Linked DNA regions of Homo sapiens: region 2 is linked to region 1. The links are chromatin contacts, found by Hi-C or POLR2A ChIA-PET in ENCODE. All regions are on one chromosome and are shown on one strand. The core of a region is the stretch at or near the end of the contact, and the rest is flanking DNA. Distances in the headings are between cores, read along the strand shown. Region 1 overlaps EEFSEC (eukaryotic elongation factor, selenocysteine-tRNA specific). Region 2 overlaps EEFSEC (eukaryotic elongation factor, selenocysteine-tRNA specific).

The links. A loop is a pair of places that touch in the nucleus more often than their neighbours do. ChIA-PET counts read pairs that join two places held with the same protein, here RNA polymerase II (POLR2A). Pooled maps may share reads with other maps.
Region 2: a map of CD4-positive, alpha-beta memory T cell shows a loop between it and region 1 (5-fold over the local background). The contact joins two enhancer-like sites. A Hi-C loop is called at or near these places in 4 of 168 maps with a recorded cell type or tissue (CD4-positive, alpha-beta memory T cell, astrocyte of the cerebellum, heart right ventricle and 1 more), 1 of 37 single-sample maps with no recorded cell type and 6 of 50 pooled maps. POLR2A ChIA-PET finds 5 or more read pairs at or near these places in 5 of 52 experiments (Caco-2, WTC11, activated T-cell and 1 more).

The regions. Positions count from the first base shown.
Region 1 is chr3:128,241,492-128,246,572 of GRCh38, forward strand. All of the region lies in intron 1 of EEFSEC (eukaryotic elongation factor, selenocysteine-tRNA specific), which reads left to right. Among named protein-coding and RNA genes, the nearest start is that of EEFSEC, 91 kb to the left of the region's middle. Within about 2 kb of position 1,905, at least 2 of the 41 ENCODE cell types and tissues checked have a DNase peak (open chromatin) inside an H3K27ac peak, as active enhancers do.
Region 2 is chr3:128,314,128-128,319,208 of GRCh38, forward strand. All of the region lies in intron 4 of EEFSEC (eukaryotic elongation factor, selenocysteine-tRNA specific), which reads left to right. Among named protein-coding and RNA genes, the nearest start is that of DNAJB8-AS1, 150 kb to the right of the region's middle. RefSeq lists an enhancer at 2,098-2,650. Within about 2 kb of position 2,489, at least 7 of the 41 ENCODE cell types and tissues checked have a DNase peak (open chromatin) inside an H3K27ac peak, as active enhancers do.

The sequences.
Region 1 (5,081 bases), core at 655-3,154:
TGTGCCACCACGCTGAACCAATTTTTGTATTTTTGTAGAGACGGGGTTTCACTATGTTGCCTAGGCTGGTCTTGAACTCCTGAGCTCAAGTGATCTGCCCACTTTAGCCTCCCAAAGTGCTGGGGTTACAGACCCAGCCTGTTTTCCCATTTGTAATACCCACATTGCAGAGTTGGTGTTGAGATGTAGGTAAGAGGAGATGAAGACATGTAGACCACCACTGTGCATGTCATAATAGCAGATGTAGAAGTGAAAACCGTGGTAACAGCTAATATAATTGAGGATTTCATATGTCTAGGCACTGTTCTAAATTGTTTACATATCTGATCTCATTGAATCTTCAGTGCAATCCAATAACATAGGCAGTATCATCGTCCTTGTATAAGATGAGGAGCCTGAGGCACAGAGAGAGTTAATGTATTTGGCAAATGGTCATAATAATAGTAGGATATTAATTGCCACTGCAGTTTTATATTGTTGATAAAATGTATTTACATTGTTCAATGAATATTTAAAAAGTCACCAGTCAAAAACAAATTTTGGCCAGGCACAGTGGCTCACGCCCGTAATCCTAGTAGCACTTTGGGAGCTGAGGTGGGAGGATCTATTGAGGCCAGGAGTTCGAGACCAGCCTGGGCAACATAGCAAGACTCCACCTCTACAAAAAAATTTTAAAAATAAGCTGGGTATGGTGGCATGCACCTGTAGTCCCAGCTACTTGGGAGGCTAGGACAGGAGGATCGTTTGAGCCCAGGAATTCAAGGCTGCAGTGAGCTATGATTGCACCACTGCACTCCAGCCTGGGCAACAGTAAGACCCTGCCTCTAAAATTAAAAAAATAAATAAATAAATAACAAATAATGGCACACATTTACCTACATAACAAACCTGGTCATCCTGCACATGTACCCCTGAACTTAAAATATAAGTTGGAAATAAATTTTTTTTTCTTTATTTTAAATGTAACATTTTTTCTCCTTCTTATAATGCCCATAGCTTTGACTTTTTTAAAAAAAAATCTGATTTTGAGGTTGCTAAAATATGTTCAAAGTATAATGTTAAGTTTCTCCAGCTGAAATATTTTTTTCTGAACATATTTTATTCCTTCAGTCCCAAAAGGAAAATTACACCTCACAGATAACTTATGCTTTGTTAAATGCTGACCCTTGTAAGTTTTTCATTATTTTTGAAATGATTAAGATATATAATTTACAGAATTGGAAATTGTAATTTTTAAATGTACTGAGAAACTTTAACCCTATTATAATTATTCTGCAAATCTTTTAAGGATACTATAGTCAGTACAACTAGATGAAAAACTCTGATAGATTGGGAAATATAGAGGATCATTTATAAGCCTTGATTTTTTTGTCTTGTGTTTCCCACCCACTCACTCGCTATGTCCCTCTAGTCTCAGAGCGATTTTCTACCCTGGGTTCATGGGAATTGGGAAGGACACTGTTTGATTCATTCTATGAAACTACTAGGGATTTTGAAAAAGGCAAGACGGGCCAGTTGTGTCACTTCCTGTCGTCTGATCAAAAGTTTGATGAAGAAAAGAAAGTAACTGAGAGCTGCTGCCAGGCAGCAGGCAGTTGCCTGGTGATGACCCCGGGTTTCCAGTGCTAGTCTGGTTCCCAGTGTGGCCAGTCAAGTCCCTCTGACCTCTGGGCTCCTTAGAAGTCCCTGGTGCTGGCTGCGCTGCACGGGGTCCGCTCAAGAGCCTGGCCTTTTGGAACAAAGACGGCTTTTGGATGCTGGATCAGGCTGCAGATGAAATCCCAACTGGCTCCTGAGTGTTTGGGTCCTATCTATGCTTAGTTTTCTGGGTCTGTCAATCAGTTTCATTTCCCATCCACAGGATCTCAATAGGCGTGAGAAGCAAGAGGGCCTGATGCGTGGAGCACATGAGTCATTCCCCTACTGGATAGTTGACTGGATAGTTGTGTATACCAATAGGAAATCGACTGTTGAAGAAGAGGAACAGATTCCTGGTGAATAAAGTAGAAGAGGCAGGGATATGGACATTTGCTGCATTAGTCCAGCAACGATGTATTAAGCTGTGCCCAAGCTGGGTCTTGTGCTGTGAATACAGATTGAAAACCCAGGCCTTGGTTATGAACCCTCAGCATGGAGCCGGGTGGGGCATCAAGGATCAGGGGCAAGTGAACCTGGGGCAGGTGTTCTGGGCAAAGCAGGAGCAGGGGCAAAGGCAAGGAAGGGAAAGGGGCGAGAGTCCACCTGGGTCCTACCTTGATCTTTAGATGGGAAGTGGGAGAGTTGATGGGGGGAGGGGGAGAAATTGTGGGCTGGGTCCCCACTGGGCAGGGCGGGCTGTGTGGCGTGGGAGTTAAGAACCTGGGCACCAGGGTTCAGATCTCTTCTCTGCCACCTACCTGCTGTATAACCATGAGCAGTCAACGGACTTCCCTAAAGCCTCGACTTCCTCATCTGTAAATTAGGGGCTAGGTAGTGGCAGGTGTTTAAGTTCTAGAGGGAACTTGGATAGTCAGAATTACTCTGGAGAAGTCCTTAAGGAACGCATGAGGTTGAGTGGCCTTGGTTCTGTGGGCACAGCTTCACCCACCGGAGAGGGAGGCCTGTGGGGCCAGTGCAGGATCCATTCTGCTGTGAAGGTGGAGACTGGAAAATAGGCTGGGCCCCCAACGTGTTCCTCCCTCCTTGTTCCCTGCTGGGCTTTATCTCATCCTGCCTCAAGACCCAGTCTCACAGCCCTGTGGCCAGTTCCCAGATTTACTGATGGTTAGGACCCGGAAGACAGTTGGGTGTATCTTCTGGGTAGGGAAGGCTTGGGCTCAGCTTGTGTGAGGGAGGCATGAGTGTCATGGGGCCATGGAGAGAGGGCGAAAAGCCCAGGAAAGGGTTTGTGGAGCACACAGCATGGTGCTTGGCACAAGGTGAGTGGGAAGCAACTGGTAGTTAAAAAACAGGGAGCCTCCCACAGCCACATTGGGGAGTCTTTTTTTTTTTTTTTTCCAGTGGACAGTGGGGCTCTTAGCATGAGAAGGGCATGGTCAGGTCTGTGTTTTATTGTATTATTTATTTATTTATGCACTTAAAATTATAATTTTATTTTAGAACAGATACTACACATCCCTGTTTAAAATGAAAAGGAACCGAAGAATGTACAGAGAATTTCCTTCCTACTCATCTTTGGTCTCCCAGCAGACAACCAAGTCATTAGTTTCTTTTGCATTCCCTCAGAGATATTTTATGTGTGTCGAAGCAAATACTTATGCAGTATGTGACACCCACACACGTGCACACACATACACACACACGTATACCTTATCCCCTTTTCAACACAAATCACACTCTGCACATTGTGCCTTGCCCTTCTCACTCACTCCGCCTCGGATATCATTCCATAGTGGTAGATAAAGAGCTTCTTCATTCTTTTAAATGGGTGTATAGTATTCTGTCATGGCATTATAGCATTATATTCTTATTTTCAACCTGTCCCCTGCTGATGGACATTTACCTAGTTTCCAGCATTAGCTGTAACAAACATGCTGCTTGGCTGGGTCAAAGATTATGTGCCTCTGCAGAGGTTATACCAGTTAACCCCCGACCCCCGCTCCTGCCCAGCAGTATATGAATCAGTGATATATTTTTAGAAAGTGCCTTTGGGAAGGCTGTTTGGAGGATGGAGTTTGGAGGGCCACATCTGAGCTGCAGCAGCCCATTAGGGACTAGCCAACATGAGCCTGCCATGGGCTATGGGAACTGGAGCTGGAACAGAGAAAGAGTCCAGAGGAGAGTTGGTAATTCAGTAGCTATGAGAGGGAGTCTATCAGATGAGTCGAGCCTGTTTTTAATAGTCTGTTCTGTTCACGGTAGATGATAGAGTCAGTGTCCATCCCCTCTGTGGCTGTAGCAGAGACCTGGGCCCTCCTGCCCCTTGACCTGGCAGAGGAGATGCTGCTGCTGCTGCTGCGTGCACCTGAGCCTAGCCCTGTGGCCCCAGCTGGCAGGATGAGGAGAGGAGGCTGGACAGGGAGAAGCAGAGTGGGAGACAGGAGGGTTGGGGCATGCCTAGGTCTACCTGAAGTCAGAGAGACACACCGTTCTGTGGGAGGCCAGAGGAGTGTCACAGGACAGGGGTGACCAAGAGGCCTCTTGGAACAGTGGGAAGAATTCTTCAGCAGTGGTGTCAGGAGCCCTGATTTCTAGTGTCTTCGATACTAGTTGGCTGTGTGATCTAGAGCACATGACCTAGACCCATGTCTGTGAGTCTCCGTTTCTTCATCTGAAACATAAGTTTACTGGAGATTAAGTAAGCTGACCTAGTGTGCGTAGTCAGAGTGCCCGAAAAAAGAAAGGCCCTCCCTCCTCCATGCCTTCCCTCTATCCCCAGCAGTGGGATAGAATCAGCATCATCAGAGTCATTCACAGAGCAGTCTCCTCTGCATTGCCAATGACCATAATCCGATCCCGAGAAATGCTTCATGGGCATTCTTATAAGCTCAAAATGTAATTATTCTTCATTTTAATAGGGAAAATGTTTGTATATTCCTGCAGTACGAAGTTACACGCTTCTTGTTGAAATGACTCCAAATCCCGTTAAAAAGGAAACAGTCACTTCACTGGCTAACATTATGTTCCTGACATGATTTATAGCAGTTTCCCTTCATTCACTTTCTGTAACTTGTCTGTCTACCTGCTGTTGTTCAGCTCAGGTGTGCTGTACAGTAGGATGATGCTCACAAGCGTGCACGCACACACACACACACACACACGCACACAAATGTTCAGTACTTAGCGATTATGACACAGAACCTTAGATGCTCCTAACACCCCAGAAGGAATAGGACTGAGCCGTAGCACTGTGAGGAAAAGATGCTGTCCACTCCCTAATCCTCCCCCTTCTGCCTCCTCTACTTTCTCAGTCTTCTCTCATTTCTTAGCAAGGGCAAGTATCTAGCCATTTGCCAAGCCTAGTACGAAACTTTTTTTTTTCCCCCTGCTGAGACATTTCTTCCTCTGTCAAATGGAATGAAAGTGATAGGATTGGTGCAATAGAAAGGCACGGGTTTTGGAGTTAGATGAGCCTATACCTA
Region 2 (5,081 bases), core at 1,239-3,738, 73 kb after region 1:
GAGTAGTTGTTTGGAGAGCACGTTAACCAACTGTTGGTAAGAACAGCTGTGTGTATCCTGTCTGCTTTGAGGTTTCAGTGGCTCAATGTCCTTGAGAGCAGTTTTTAGGGAGTTATCCAGAAAATGTTTAGCAAATAAGGAACTCTTTCTTTTTTCTCTCTGGTGCAGGATTTCTGAAGCTCAACATTGTTGACATTTTATTTTATTATTTTATTTATATTTATTTTATTTTTTGAGACAGAGTCTTACTCCATCACCCAGGCTGGAGTGCCATGGTGGAATCTCTGCTCACTGCAACCTCCGCCTCCCAGGTTCAAGCTATTCTTGTGCCTAAGCCTCCTGATTAGTTGGGATTACAGGTGTGCACCACCACACCTGGCTCATTTTTGTCGTTTTTGTAGAGATAGGGTTTTGCCATGTTGGCCAGGCTGGTCTTGAACTCCTGGCCTCAAGTGATCCTTCCACCTGTGCCTCCCAAAGTGTTGGTATTACAGGCATCAGCCATTGCTCCCAGCCTGTTGACATTTTTCTACCTGATAATTTTTTGCTATGAAGGCTGTCCTGGGCATTGTAGGATGTTTAGAAACATCCCTGTCTGTACCCAGTAGATATCTATAACACCCCCACCCACCATGTGACGACCAAAAATGTATCCAGGTCCAGACATTGCCAACTTTCCCAGAGGTGGGGGAGTCACCCCAGGTTGAGAACCACTGCTCCAGTGGGATTTGGAAGAGCTGAGCAGTGCTGTGCACAAATGTGTAGCTCTGGAGTTTAGTCCTGGGGCAGACCTGTAGCTGAGAAGGCAGGGATGGGGGTCGCCTGGAGCCATCAACATCCACACCACCTGCTCTTCAGGGCTGCTTCCTAATGTGCCTTTGGGAAGCCAATGTCTCTCCCTAACACACACACAGGAGCCCACACTTACATCAAAGAGGCAATAGAGTGTGGTGTATTATGGCTGGGTTGTGAAGCCAGACTTATCAATGCTACCACTTCCTTGCTATGTGACTTGGGATAAGATATTTATGTCTGCTGGAACTTAATTTTCTCAGCAGTAAAGTGGGGGATAATAAGAGTACCTGCCTCATTGGTAGTGGAGATTAATGGGTTAATGCATGTAAAGCACTTAGGCCCAGGGTGAGGTATGTGATATGTGCTCCATGCATGTCAGATATCACTATTATTATCAGCAGAAAAATAAAATGACTGCTGAGCCCTCTCTGTGAGCCAGGATCTTTGAATTGATGACCACAGTTGAGTTTGCTTGTAATCATGGGCAGTAGGACCCTCCATGCCTTTATACTCAGGAAATGGAGGCTGAGAGAGAGTAAGGCCCTTGCTCAAGGCCACACGGCCAATAAGATGTATTGAGCAGAGCCTGTGCCCGAGGGCCATGCTGAGGCTGCTATGGCCTCTGCCAGAAGCCAGGGCCTGAGCTCCTGGGGAGGCCCAGGAGGGAGGGAGGGAGTCTACCATTGGTACCTTGTGTTGTAGCCAATTAGTTATTTGTCAGAAGCCATCCTTGGGCTTGAAGTCCCTGCACACTGTCAGTGGTATGGAGTGTAAAGCTCCATTTCTTGAAAACTGCATACTCGTCAGGGCCAGTGGTGTCACCTTGGCAGGGTTTATAAGGAAAGAAATTGGCCATAATTCTAGTGATAACTTTTATATGAATTTCCTTTATTTCACCTTCCTATGCTATATGTTATACATTTGTATAGTGGAGATCACTATGTTTAATTGTTACTAAATATAATGTCACTATTTCTGATGCATTCTGGTACCACTGTTTCATATGTCCTCATATCTTTGAAAGTTCTTAGCTTGTTGCCATTTTATTGGTTGCATAATATTAAATGTTTTCTTAATTATTATGCAAGTAGTACGTGAAATATATTTTTATTGTGATATTTTATGCATTGCCAGAAAAGACCAAGTCCTTTTGATCACCCTTCTAATTCTAGTCTGTGGCGCAGAGGTATTGCTGCTTGTTTGTGGATTTATTTTTCAAAGAGCGTGGTATTTATTCAGTTATAATAGAAATACATGCTTGTTGTGAATAATTAATTCACTATCAGGTAAAGTTAAAGTTTCCTAAAATTCTACTTCCCAGAGAAAGCCAGTGTTAAGAGCATGCTCTGTGTTCTTTCACCCTTTTTTAATGCACACAAATGCACCACACCCTAATATACACACTTAGGAATAAAAAGCACAACAGGCTTCTGTCATAGGCATTGTTTGTTATGTCAGTGTTTTCACTTAGCATGTAGCAGAACCATCTCATACCGATGCCTACCGCTCTCCCCCTCTCTTCACTCACTGCATCCTGGTCCACAGAAGAGCGCTCCTGCACTCTTGCCCCATCCCCTTATGATCGACAGGCACGTGGTTTCCAGTGTTTTTGGCTATGGGAAAGTGTGCTGCACAGCATCTCAGCATGTGTGAAGTGGTTTAGGGCTGTTTCTGAATTTCCGGAGGACTGTCACGTGGGCTGAAGATCTGGCGACCAAGGGCACGTGGGGGATGAGGAGTGAGCCCTGAGCCTGCCTGGAGCTCAGCACAGAGGACCTGGGGCGGTGAGCCAGCAGCGTGGGGTTACCGCCCAGCTCGGTGCCGCCAGCACCGTGAACCGGGGCACAGCCCTCCCTCTATGCTGCTCAGTGCCATCATTTTCCCCTCCCATGACATACGACAGCAGGGAGTTGAGTGGTTTGTTTCATCTCTTCTTAAGAAAAAGTTAAATTTATAATCCCAGCCCCGACCTTCCTTGTAACTCATGTGCTCATCCTGTTAACTGGTTTAATATATGGCACCACTATTTCATTAAACAACATACAGGAATAATTAGTTCAGCCACGATGCCTCAGAACAAAAGCCCTTGATTTAGTTTAACTTTATAAGTTGCTCTCTTTTGATGTGCAAGAGCACATCTGGGGTCTTAAAGAAAGCAGAAAGAAAAATAGAAGACGTTCTGGCAGGCTGGGGGTTAGAGTTTTCCAAGCAGAGCCAGTAACCCTTTGGTACCAGGCCTCAATAGGGCAGCAAGGGCCCCGCAGAAGCAGTGCGTGCTGCTGGCTGGGGGACGACAGCCAGCATTCCCAGGAGGTCTGTGGCTGTCTGCTGCCAGGCCAGGAGAACCCGTGGGTTTTCTTCCTTCATACACACGGTGTGCTCACATGCAGTGCGTCCCCAGACTTGTAAGCCTGGCCTGTTCTCCGCCCCGCTGCTGGAGCTCAGACGCTCACTCTGGCCTTTCCTACCCTCAGCGTGTGCTTGGTGCTGCTGCATGCCAGGCACACTGTGAGAACTGTGGACATGCTCAGGGATCAGCACAAGGGCCCCTCTGGGGCTGGCGTCCTCTTCCTGTCATTACAGTTTGCTCCGATTTGCTCTGTGCCCAGAGTCTTTTTCCCCATCAGTCCTCTTTCCACCCGGGCTACCACTGGAGTCGTTCTGACCTTTGTACTTCATCACTCCTCACCCCTGTGTGGCATCTCACGGTATTCATCTGCCGGCAGAGGAGAGTTCCAGCTCCTTGGCCTGACCCTCGGGCTTTGCACTGCCTGGCTCCTGCCTCAGCTGCAGCCATTTGTGCTCACGTACCATTCTCTCGCCGGCTGCTGACCAGTTGGGCCCTCTGCAGGCCTCAGGGCCTTTGCCCCCTTCAGCCTTCTGCTCCAGCTGCTCCGTCCATCCACAGGCCTGGCACAGATGTCCCCTCCTCTCTGAGGTTTCCTCCCAGTTCCCTGCCAGGTGGTAACCATGGTTCCTTTCTCAGGGCTCCCCCACCCTCCTTGCCACACTGGGGCAGCCCTTGCCATGTGGGCCATGGGAACTGGTTGTTAGGTGACTGTGCACTCCAGGCAGAGGCAGGATGGAGTTGTGCCTGGTCCCCTGTTTCTCTAGACATGGCATAGTACAGGGCATACAACAGGCTCTGTGGACAGGAGCCCATCTGGCACAGTGGGGAGAGCCAGGCCGTCAGCCTGCCCTGGCCCAGCACTTGCTGGTGGTGAGACTGCATGAAGCTTGCATGGCGCCCTCCCGTGATGGACTGCTGTGAGGCAAGGGGGGTTAGAAAGGGTTCAGCCAATGCCCGGAACATAGTTGTTGCTCGACTAGTGGCAAGTGCTGTCCTTTGCAAAGTTTTGCTGGGACAACTTTCTCATAGACTGTGTTCCAGCTGGTTTTTTAACTGAGGTGGACTGAGTGACTGTTTTCCATCTCTGGCTTTTGGTTTCCAGAGAGCCAGGTTGTGCAGTGGGGACAGATGTCCTGGTCTGCCAGCTGCCAGCAGGCAGCAGCCATTAGCTCCCTGTCCCACCCGTTCCTGCTCCAGCACATGATGCTCTTCTCCCTGCACCCTTCACCCAGGACAGCAGAAGGTACAGGACCCTTGGTTCTCTCTCCTAATTAATGGCAGAGACCCAGTTAGAAATGGCGGGCCCCTCCCTAACCTCTCCACAGCCATTTGTAAGTCCAGCGAGACTGCGGACTGCTGTCCCTGGTGGCCCTGGTTGCAAGCAGCTCCCTTTGTAACAAAGTCAGTGTCACCTATTTGCCAGCATGGCTGCCCATGGCAAGCCATTCTGGTCTTGCCTGGAGTGTCACAGACAGTATCCCACTCCTCTTCCTGAGTGGCCGTGTACTAACAGGTAACAGATGGCAGATGTGTAGACGAGCAGCGGTTGATGCCTGGCTTCGCCACCGAGGGAGCACTTGGGCCAGGCACCTGCGTGTACAGCAGCTCCTTATCCTCACATCACCTGCAGGAGTAAGGCGGTTTTTACCCCATTGTACCATGAAGACTCAGAGGCCCAGAGAGGAGAAATGACTTGCCGGTGTTCAAGTCCTGGACAGGGTCTGAATCTAGGTTCAGACAGGGTGCAACACATGAAGTTTCTGCCCTTTTGGCTCCTCGGGAATTCTTCTCAACCATCAGAAAGAGAAAGCCTGGGGATTTTCACACCTGTCCCACCTGGAACATGTTTCATGTTAAGTGCCATTCCTTTCCCCACTGTGTTTTTCTGAGGTCCTGACCCCCCTCCAACCCCTTGTCCCATTTTCTGTGGCTCCTG